Linked DNA regions of Homo sapiens: region 2 is linked to region 1. A link is a loop called in an ENCODE intact Hi-C map of the cell type or tissue named here. Cell type or tissue: endothelial cell of umbilical vein. All regions are shown on one strand.

The links. A loop is a pair of places that touch in the nucleus more often than their neighbours do. Peaks named below come from ENCODE experiments on the same cell type or tissue, not always from the same donor. Only the 100,000 strongest peaks of a DNase experiment are listed, where the experiment ranks them.
Region 2: a loop joins it to region 1, with 3 times the contacts of the local background. A loop is called at or near these places in 3 of 110 quality-filtered maps.

Annotation. Positions count from the first base shown.
Region 1 is chr5:116,029,996-116,034,995 of GRCh38, forward strand. ARL14EPL (ARF like GTPase 14 effector protein like) reads left to right here and starts at 2,477. Exons shown (of 4, transcript NM_001195581.2): 1 at 2,477-2,510. RefSeq lists an enhancer at 2,072-2,121. In endothelial cell of umbilical vein, a CTCF peak has its summit at 2,355 (motif pointing left); a DNase peak (open chromatin) is centred at 2,296; H3K27ac peaks cover 561 bases.
Region 2 is chr5:115,975,903-115,980,902 of GRCh38, forward strand. The region is part of intron 1 of LVRN (laeverin); the gene reads left to right. Among named protein-coding and RNA genes, the nearest start is that of LVRN, 16 kb to the left of the region's middle. RefSeq lists an enhancer at 1,267-1,556. In endothelial cell of umbilical vein, no CTCF peak of the experiment used is centred here; a DNase peak (open chromatin) is centred at 2,259; H3K27ac peaks cover 1,645 bases.

The DNA.
Region 1 (5,000 bases):
ATATGTGTAGATATATTTTGCTCTTTATCTGTATATACATAGATACAGATATATTTTTTTGCCATTACTTTTAGTGGCAAAAACCAGAATTACTTTTGCACCAACCTAATATAGCTATATCTACATCATCTCTATCTCTATTTATATAGAGATAGAGAAAGAGTAAAAGTAATGGCAAAACCTGCAATTACTTTTGCACCAACCTAATGGATTTAGACTCTAGCTTCCCTCCTGAGAGACAGTAGCAGCAGTAACACCTAGTTATGGACTGAATGTATCCCCCAACAATTCATATGTTGAAGCTCTAACCCCCAAGGTAATAGTATTTGGAGGTGAGGACTTTGGGAGGTATTTAGGTTTAGATGAGGTCTTAAGGTTGGAGCCCACATGATGTGATAAGTGCCCTTACAAGAAGAGGAAGAGACACCAGAGCATTCTCTCACCCTCCGTGTGCATGCACCAAAAATGGCATGTGAACACAGAGAGAGGAGGCGGCTGCCTACAAGCCAGGAGGAGTGCTCTCACCAGGAACCGAAGCTGTCGGCACCTTGATACTGGACCTTCCAGCCTCCAGAACTGTGAGAAATAAATGTCTACTGCTTAAACCACCCAGTCTATGGTATATTGTTATGGCAGCTCAAACTAAGACAACCCTAATAATGAGCACAGCTATTGCCCATATCTTGGCTTCTAGATGCCATTCTCCACTAAAGAACCCAAAGTTCCTTGAAGAAATGGCTGATTTCAGGGCCAGGACAGGAAGGGAAAGGGGCAATTAAAAGTGGAACATCTTTTGAAGCAAAAAGCAAGGAAGTACTAAAAAAATAATTGGGACATACCAAATGGGCACAAAAGCCAGCTTGAAGAGAACCCCACTGGCCAAATGTGGGAAAATTTGAGAATCATAATAATAAAGGCAATAAGGGAATAAAATAAGAAATCATGAGCTAAATAACAATTAAAATTTTGATGAGGAAGGGTATTTACATAATTTCAAAGTACTTTCCCACAAAGTACAGTTGAATAATGAAGGCAAAATGAGTAATTTACAGTGGAAAAGCCTGGCAGATGTCACCTTCATCAAGTGATGAATTCCAATGATATTCCATTGCAGTGGAATAAATAGAAATTTTATTCCATTTAATAAGATGAAATGACAAACTACATTGTTACTCTTGTTATACTTCTAACAAAACTGCATAACATGAATCTAATAATGAAGAAAAAACAAACTGAGGGACATGTCACAAAAATAATATCCAAGTCTCAAGGTCATGAAAGTCAAGGAAAGACAGAGGATCTGTTCTAGACTGAAGGAGCTTAGAGACATGACAACTGAATGTAGTGTGTGGTCCTGAACTGGTTCCTTTCGCCATAAAAGACTAACATTACTGGGACAATTGGCAAAACTTGGGTGGAGTCTGAAGATTAGATGCTATCATTGTTAATTTCTCAACTTTGATGGCTTGTTGTATTTATGTAGAAAATATTTTGGTTGTAAGAAATATACATGAAGGAGTGAAGCAGTAACCTATTGATTCAGGAAAAAAAATATTTTTATAGTAACTCCAGCTTTTCTGTAAGTTTCTGAATAAATTAAACTTAAGATAAATAAAGTTTATCATCTATTTGTTACTGGAACTGCAATGCACTTTCATTTCAAGTCACTTTTTTCTTTCAAATTTGGTAATGGCCACAGCCACAATCCTGAAGTTATCTACTAAGCATTTTAATAATTATGCCCAAGTTGGAAATTCAAGTTGTCCGAAAAGACTTAATTTCTTGTTTCAGTCAACGCTTCCCATCTTCAACCAGAGGAACTAAAAACTAAAAATTTTAAAATGTGTTACTCTAAATTAACAAAGCTATATAAATGAAAAATAAATGTAAGTCATTACACTTTTAAATAAAACTTGTTTGAAACTTTTATATAAAAGTCTGTAGTGTTTATACTTCTAAAAATATTAAATCTTACAATTTCACTAAGCCTTTTGGGAAGACTTTTACATATACATGGGTGAATCATGTAACTTGAAATTATTATGCTAACAACTTGACTTAGTCCATGTTACAGTTATAGCTAATAATATTTTACCATTTTGTATAATCAGTACACGTCTAGATGTATAGTAAAGTAGTCTTCCCTTAGCTGCAGTTTCATTTTCCACAGTTTCAGTTACTCGGGGTCAACTATAGTTCAAAAATATTACATCACTACCCTGTGTTTTGGGGCCACTATTAAGTACAATAAGGGTCACTTGAACACAAGCACTGCAATACTGCAACAGTTGCTCTAATCGCCAAGGTGACTACGTGGTGACTCATTGCCATCCAGTGGGCCGAAGCAGGAGGGCAAGAGATTTCATCGCACCACTCAGAACAGTGCACAGTTTGAAACTTAAGAGTTGTTTATTTCTGGAATTTTCCATCTACGTCACAATACCTGTGTTATTGCCCTCACTTCATCCCATCACGTAGCCATTTGACCATTTTACATCATCATAAGAAGCGTGAGTACAGTACAATAAGATATTTTGAAAGAGAAAGATACCATATTTGCATATTTTTAATTACAATGTATTGTTATAATTGTTCTATTTTATTGTTAGTTACTGTTGTTAATTTCTTACTGTGCCTAATTTATAAATTAACTTTATCTTAAGTACATATGTACAGGAAAAACCGTAGTGTATATAGAGTAGGATACTATCCATGGTTTCAGGCATCCACTGGGGACCTTGGAAGGTAGCATATAATTCCTGATACATAGCTGTGTATTCTGAGTTTTTTGTTGTGGTGGTTTTTGTTTTTGTTTTTTTGAAACAGGGTGTCAGTCTGTCAATGCAGGCTGGAGTGCAGTGCTGCCATCTCCGCTCGCCGCAGCCTCGACTTCCTGGGCTCAGGTGATTCTCCCACCTCAGCCTCCTGAGTAGCTGGGACTACAGGTGTGCACCACCATGCCTGGACAATTTTTTGTATTTTTAGTTGAGATGGGGTTTCACCATGTTGCCTGGGCTGGTCTTGAGCTCCTGGGCTCAAGTGATCCACCTGCCTCAGCCTGCCAAAGTGCTGGGATTCCAGGTGTGAGCCCCCACACCCGGCCTATAGCTATGTATTCTTAATTGTTACACTCTAGTAGAAGTGAAATAACAACTCTCTGCTAGGTACATATTACCACCTCCTTTTACTACAGGAAATCCCCGACTTACCGTGGTTTGAGTTACTATTTTCATACTTTCCAGTGGTGCAAAAGTGATACAAATTCAATAGTAACCATACTTTGAGTACCTACAGAGCTATTCTATTTTTTTCACTTTTAGTGTAGTATTCCATTAATTACATGAGATTTTCAACATTTTATTATAAAATAGGCTTTGTGTTAGATGATGTTGCCCAACTGGAGGCTAATGTAAGTGTTCTCAGAACATTTGAGGTAGACTATGCTAAGCTATGATGTTTGGTGCATTAAATGCATTTTCAACTTACTATAGGCTTATGGGGACATAACTTCATCATAAATTAAGATCACCTGTAATTTTTTCACTGAAGAAAATCTAACTAGATGAATAAAATTATCTTGATTTGGGTGGTACAACATGACTTCAAAATTCTAAATGGAATTTAGAGGCACAGAATGAAAAAATGAAAAATACAGGTAGATATTATCTACTCTATTTTAAAAATGTAGATCCTTGGATCAAGATTTTCAAAATAATAAGTTGCAGGCTTTTTAGTACAAACTCTTTCTACCCAAGCTATATTCTTAAAAGTATATTATAACTTATTTTGTTTGCTAAAAAGTTTGTTTCGTGAAAAAAAGGCTGTGTGTGTATTTAAAATAGAGTATATGTTTGTGGGAATAGTGTGTATGTGAACACTTGCCTGTCCTCAGCTGAACTGCGCTTTAATTATTTTGATTGCCATGGAAAAGAAATAGCACGATATAAAGGCTTCCTCACTTTCTTTGCTTTCTCTCACAAACAATGCCAAGCAATGAGATGAGGCTGTCACCTTCTCTGCTCTCAGGTTTCTACTGAAAGTGGACTATTTTGATGACGTGATGAGTCCTAGACTCTCAGGATTCACAGATACACATCAGAGGATTAAAGGGGCTCTAAGCATGGGGTTTGTGAGAGTTTTGGGTTTTCTATCCTCTGTGAAATGATCACCTTGTCTTTGAAAATAGTTCTTTAGTGTTAGCATGTCTTACTTGAGATCAACAAAGGCGGTTAGTCCCATCATTTCCTTTGGGTAGGGACAATCCTTAGTGATGCCAGGGCTCTCAGGGTTCATTTAGGAGATTGTCCTGAGAATGCCCCGTAACAGAGAATACCTATGGTTTCTTCCAGAAAGTGTTCCTTTGACTTGTCAATAGTGAGCAGGAGGCCTTTCTGATCACTTAGCACTAGAGGGTGGCCTCAGTATTTATGAACTCCTGTGAGAGGGCGGCAGGATGAAAGTACTAGTAGTAGCACTAGAAATGAAGTATTATTTATTTCTTCACAAGGTTGATGTTTTCCTTCACTTCCCCCAACACATACCCCCATTTTTAGAGAAATGTTACCTCCTTTTATAAATAAGTTCAGAGAGAAGTTTTGACCTGCTCAACTAGAAGTAGTACAACGAAGTAGGGAAGAGATGTGATCAGCAGGAAAATTCTTCTACCTGCTGAGTGTCTTCTGTGGGTGATATACCATTTGAGCTATGTGCTATATATGCCTTGTCTCAGCCTCAAAATACCCCTATGAGGCAGTGTGTCCAGTAGGCTTCAGTTAGAAAAACAGAAACCAGACTAATTTTGTTTGTTTGTTTTAGCAAAGAGATTTCAATGTTAAGGATTTGTTAAACAAGTATTAGAGAAGTGAAAAAACAAAAGAAGAACCCCAAGTTATAGCTCAGGAACTAGTTCTCAGTCTCAAAACGGGGGAATAATGGGCAAAGGTTAAAGTTACTAGAATGTAGAAGTTTGGATGAAGGAGTATAAGATTTTCATTTTGTTT
Region 2 (5,000 bases), 54 kb before region 1:
ACATTTATCTATTACTACTTTTGCTTTTGTTTGCATCGCCTTGCTGCCAAAAATGTTGACTAATGATTCCAGATGTCCTTTTCTTTATCTGGATTTTGATGTTTGTTGTGCTTTGGCTATCCTTTATTTTTGACCCACCGTGACTGATCACCACACCAACTAAGTCGTTCTTCAATCCGAAACAGAGCAGTGGCTCCCAGTGACTAGCGGCCACAGCCTCCGGGGTTTAGAGGGGTCTCTTCGGTCCCCACTTCTGCCACCCCTATATCCTTCACAACCTCTTTGATTCAGTTCCTCTGCCAGTCTCCTCTCTGGTGCTCAGGATACTGTTGAGCTTCGCCAGATAGCAATGACCCAGATAATGGCATTGGCTCCTACTTTTTGGTTAGATGAGAGTAAGTGCATCTGACCAGCTCTGCGCTACCTGACCATGCTGTTGTAGGACTGGTGTCAAGATTTATCTATTTTACTAATCTTCTTGTAGAACCAGTTTTTGGCTTCATTGATTTTCTCTATTGATTTTCTGTTTTTTATTTCACCGATTTATATTTTGATCTTTATTATCCACTTTCTTCTTACTTTGGGCTTTATTTTTACTTTTTCTATACTATGGTTGACACAAACTTATTACTTTAAGACCCTTTTATTTCTCATATAGGCATTTAATATTATAAATTTCCCACTAACTATTGCTTTAATGCCATGCCACAAATGATGTTATGTTGTTTTTATCTTTTTTTTGGAAGTTCAGAATACTTTCTAATTTCCATTTGGATTTTATCTTTGACTCCTGTGTTATTTAGAACTGCATTATTTGCTTTCCAAATGTTTCAGCATCTTCTCATTTTTTATTGAATGCCTGACATTTAAATTTTTATGTTGTTGGATGCTGGATTTGGTTATATTGCTTAGAGAATGCTGGCCCTTTTGGATAGTAACTGAAGTTACTTGGTGATCCTGTTGATCCTTGTTTGATTCTCTTGAGCCATGTTTTTAAGCTCTTTGAGAGTGACTCTAAAGAAGCCTTTACTCTAGGGCTACTTTAGGCCACTACTCAGGCATCACCCATCTAGTCTCCCTCTGTTGAATAATCTATATATTCTGAAGATTTCAATACTCTGGCTTGAGAAAATTCCAACAACTCCAAACAGTATGTGAACTCTGGGAAGTGTTCAGCGTACCCTTCCCTGGTACTTATTCTTTCCCCAGCAGCTTCTCTTTGCCTGACCTCATGATGATTACTATTTGTCCAAAGACTTGAGGGGAATCCTATACAGATTTCTGGAAGTCTTTCTTTGCATAGTTACCTCTTCTCTTATACTCTACTCGGCAAATTCTAGCTGTCTAGGTGTCCCTGAACTCTAACGTCTGTCTCTTCAACTCAGTGAGACCACCGAATTGTTTCAGTTTCCCTTTCCTGTGCTGCAGTTTAGAAACTGCTTCGAGGCAGAAAAACAGGGTAATTGTAGCATTTGCTTTGCTTGTTTCTCTTCTCTTGAGGATCACAGTCCTGTGCTTCTGGTTGTCTTATGTCTGAAATAGTTGTTTTATATATTTTGTCAGGTTTTAAAACTGTTTTCAGCAGAAGGCTGATTTGAGCCTATGTTACTCCCTGTGGTGGCAAACAGAAGTCTCATTATCTTTAGATTTGGGAATGCTATTAATTATAAAGTTAATCTCTAGTCGTCTTCATGACATCTCAGTTTAGTTTAGTTTTAGTATTTATTACGTTATGTACTTCAAAGCAGTCAGTGCATTGGAAAGGACCCCAGGCTTGGGACCTGGAGCCCTGATTCTGGTACCACTGTGCACTTGCTGGTCGTCTAATCAGTTGCATAAACTCCTGGGGAGTCAGTTTTCACATCTGTCAATTAAGATGGTGGGACTCTTTAAGGTCTCTTCACTTTTGTAATTTAATGAGAGAACTCATACACTCCCACTTTTGTTCAAAGATTCCCAGAATACTTCTTGCATTTTTGATTCTAGCATTCCCTTGATTAAAGAAAAGAAGGAACTGAAAGATATTTAAAGAAATGAAAATAGAAAGATCAAGATCAAATAAGGAAAGTGTGAAATAGTTGGTGAAAATTAGGATATTTTGGGGGGCCAAATAAAGGTGAAAGCAGCATGATTAAAATCAATGAATTTGTGCAGGTTTAGACAGAGTGAACAGAGAATAGAAACAGACTTTCTTGCAGTTGCTGTTTATGCTAGGAAATCTGGCATGGTGATTAGGGTATGACACACAAGAGAGAAATTTGAGCAGTATCAGGAAAAGAATTTGTAAGTCTCAAAACGAGGTCAGAGAACTTAAGTGCCAGACACATGATGCTGGTGTCACAGAGGAAAATGTCATTTCATTATCCTATAAAGGTGTCAAACCCATATATTTCATGTGGCTGAGCAGTCCTCTCTGGGAGATGGTTTTGCACAGCAAAGATTCAGATCCTGTGTCTTTTGAAAATACGTATAGCTAGCATATTGAAAAAGCATAGCTTACAGATTAGTAAAAACACAACTTCGTTTTTCCATTGTCCTTTTACAGTGGGAAATTTAGTCTGTGGGGTAACTTTTCTGCTCTGCATGAGGACCCCAGCAGCCTATAAGTTCCTGCTTATTCTTAAGTGACAGGTGATCTACAGTAACTAAGTCACAAGTAAGTTAGATGAGAAAATTAGAAAATCCAGTCCTGTGTAATATTCAAACCTTTGAACTTAATTTACTGTTAAACCTCTTTCTCTCCCACCTCCATTTTTCTCCCATCTTCCACTCCCTACTCTTGGGCTAGTTTTTAGGATGGAAGCCTGCATTAAGGTACAGGGTGGTAGTCCTTCTTCTTTTCTTTACCTCACGTTTCTACTCTTCTTTGCCTATCTTGATAGCTGCTATTTTGATTCCACGGGAGTCCATGGGGCTGGGGGTGACAGGGAGAGGTGACACATAGGACTTCTTACTTGAGCTGGCACTGTTGTCATTTGGTCTCATTCTGGTCTTACAGATGCATTTTCCCCTTGAGATGTCATTTTCCTGGATTCTTCAGTGTTTTTCCTCTTTTTTTCTACAATTTCCTTGACTCAGCAACTTCTATTTCTTTGTTCTGATAGTCATCATGACTTCTTCCTCAGCCCCTAGACACCAAGCAGCGTATCTCAAAGCTCCTCCAGCCTCCTCCAGGTGGCTCTACTGGACTAAATCAAGACAGTCCCCATATTGGCTCACTTTGTATGGTAGGGGACACAGCTCTTGCAAGGAATGCTCATGCTTCCCTGGCCTGGGACTGGCATGAGTCCCAAGGCAGCAGCACTCCAAAGAAGTCAGCCATTCTCATGCCTTTTAGATCCCCACCTGGTAGGAGTTAGACCTTGGCCATACCATCAATTTCATCTTTCTCAAAAGTGAGTTGGGCTTCTAAGCCTCTCAGCCTCAGGAAACACTTTCACTGCTCTCTGAGGGATTCTCTCCTCCAAGCCCATAGTTAGAAGGTTGCCCCTCCTCCCAACTCCCTGAGAGCGTGGAAAGCTTGGCAAAGTAATGCTTCCCCCTCCCCTCCATCAAGAGATAGCTTCTCCAATCTCTTTTGTCTCCATTCTCTGACCCTTCTTCTGGGGCCCTCATGTAGCTGAGAAGCCCAACAGGCATACCCAGGTTCTCAAGGCCATTTATTTTGAAAATCTTCATAACATGTTTTGGCACCTTTCTCTGGAATTTTATATCTATTATGTTTTGTTGCCTGGTGAAAACTTCAGTTTTCAGATTCTATTACACAAGTAATAAACAAACGTGATTCATAAGCCAACCCTTGAACCACAGTCCAGTAGTGTAACATCTGGCTCTACTAAACATTTTGATTTCTGAGTGTGTTATTGTGTAAAAAAACTGTGGGAGGACAACTTGCCTAAGAGTTTTATTTAATACTTGACCGGCTATGCTATTCAGCACTTGTTAAGTAGAGCTGTAGACATACAAAGTTCATAAAATAATTTGGAATGAAATAGCTTACTGAGTGGATGTAGTAGATTTTTGTTTATGTTGTAGTAGGTTTATTCTCCAAGGGTGTCATGTGGTTCTTGACCACAAAGAAAGCAGTGAGTCCATGATCCACTTCCAGCACAAGAAAACAGTGAGTCCATGATTCTCTTTCCAGACAAGAGGGCAGGAAAGTTGCTCTGCAATACTGACCCACAAGGAGACAAATTCTCCCAAATTAACTCCCTCACCAGCTGACCATTCTAAACACAGACTTAATGGACACCATAATAGCATGTTTCAGTGAGATTTGAAGGGAGGAGAGGGTGGTGGATGGTTCTATTTTCTGAAGTCAAAATATCGTTACAGGGTAGCTTGAGTCCAAAGCACAGAGAAAAGGGAAGGAAACACCACTGTGAGGTTCTCAGAGGTGGCATAACTAGATCATATGTGCTGCTGGTTAGACTTGACTTTTGCAGTTAAGGTTGAGAGCCAAAGGCTGTGTGTCGTAGGGATTTTCCCCTAACTTTTGGTTTGTTTGCATAAAACTAGGGAGGGAAATAGTTGAATTAAATTTGAGAGACTTTATTTTACTTATTTGGAGACCTGAATCATGGAATTGGAAGATGCTTGCTTGATGTTTGATTTGCTGAAGTGGTGACTCTTTAAGCTGGCGTCTCCACCTGCTTTTACACTCCAGGTTCACTTTTGGAACCTGTAAAATAAAAGTTTCCCACTTCCTTAAGGAGTATAATTTTCTCTCCGCTCCCCACCTTGCAGTCTCTTTGAGATTCATAAGCTTTGTGAGGTCATGGCAGCTGAGAACGTATGATCAAGCTTTACTTCCTATAGTTTCTGTTACAAAGACAATAGGCATTTGTTGGCTTTTAAAAAATACATGAGCATGTATTTTTTAATATGCCACCAGTTGTACAAAATATCCTATAATTTCAGAGGGCTCAAAGACCTCCTGAAGGCCATGCATGAACCTGGAAGGGGGTTGTTTCTCCCAACTTTAGATGACTCATGGGCTC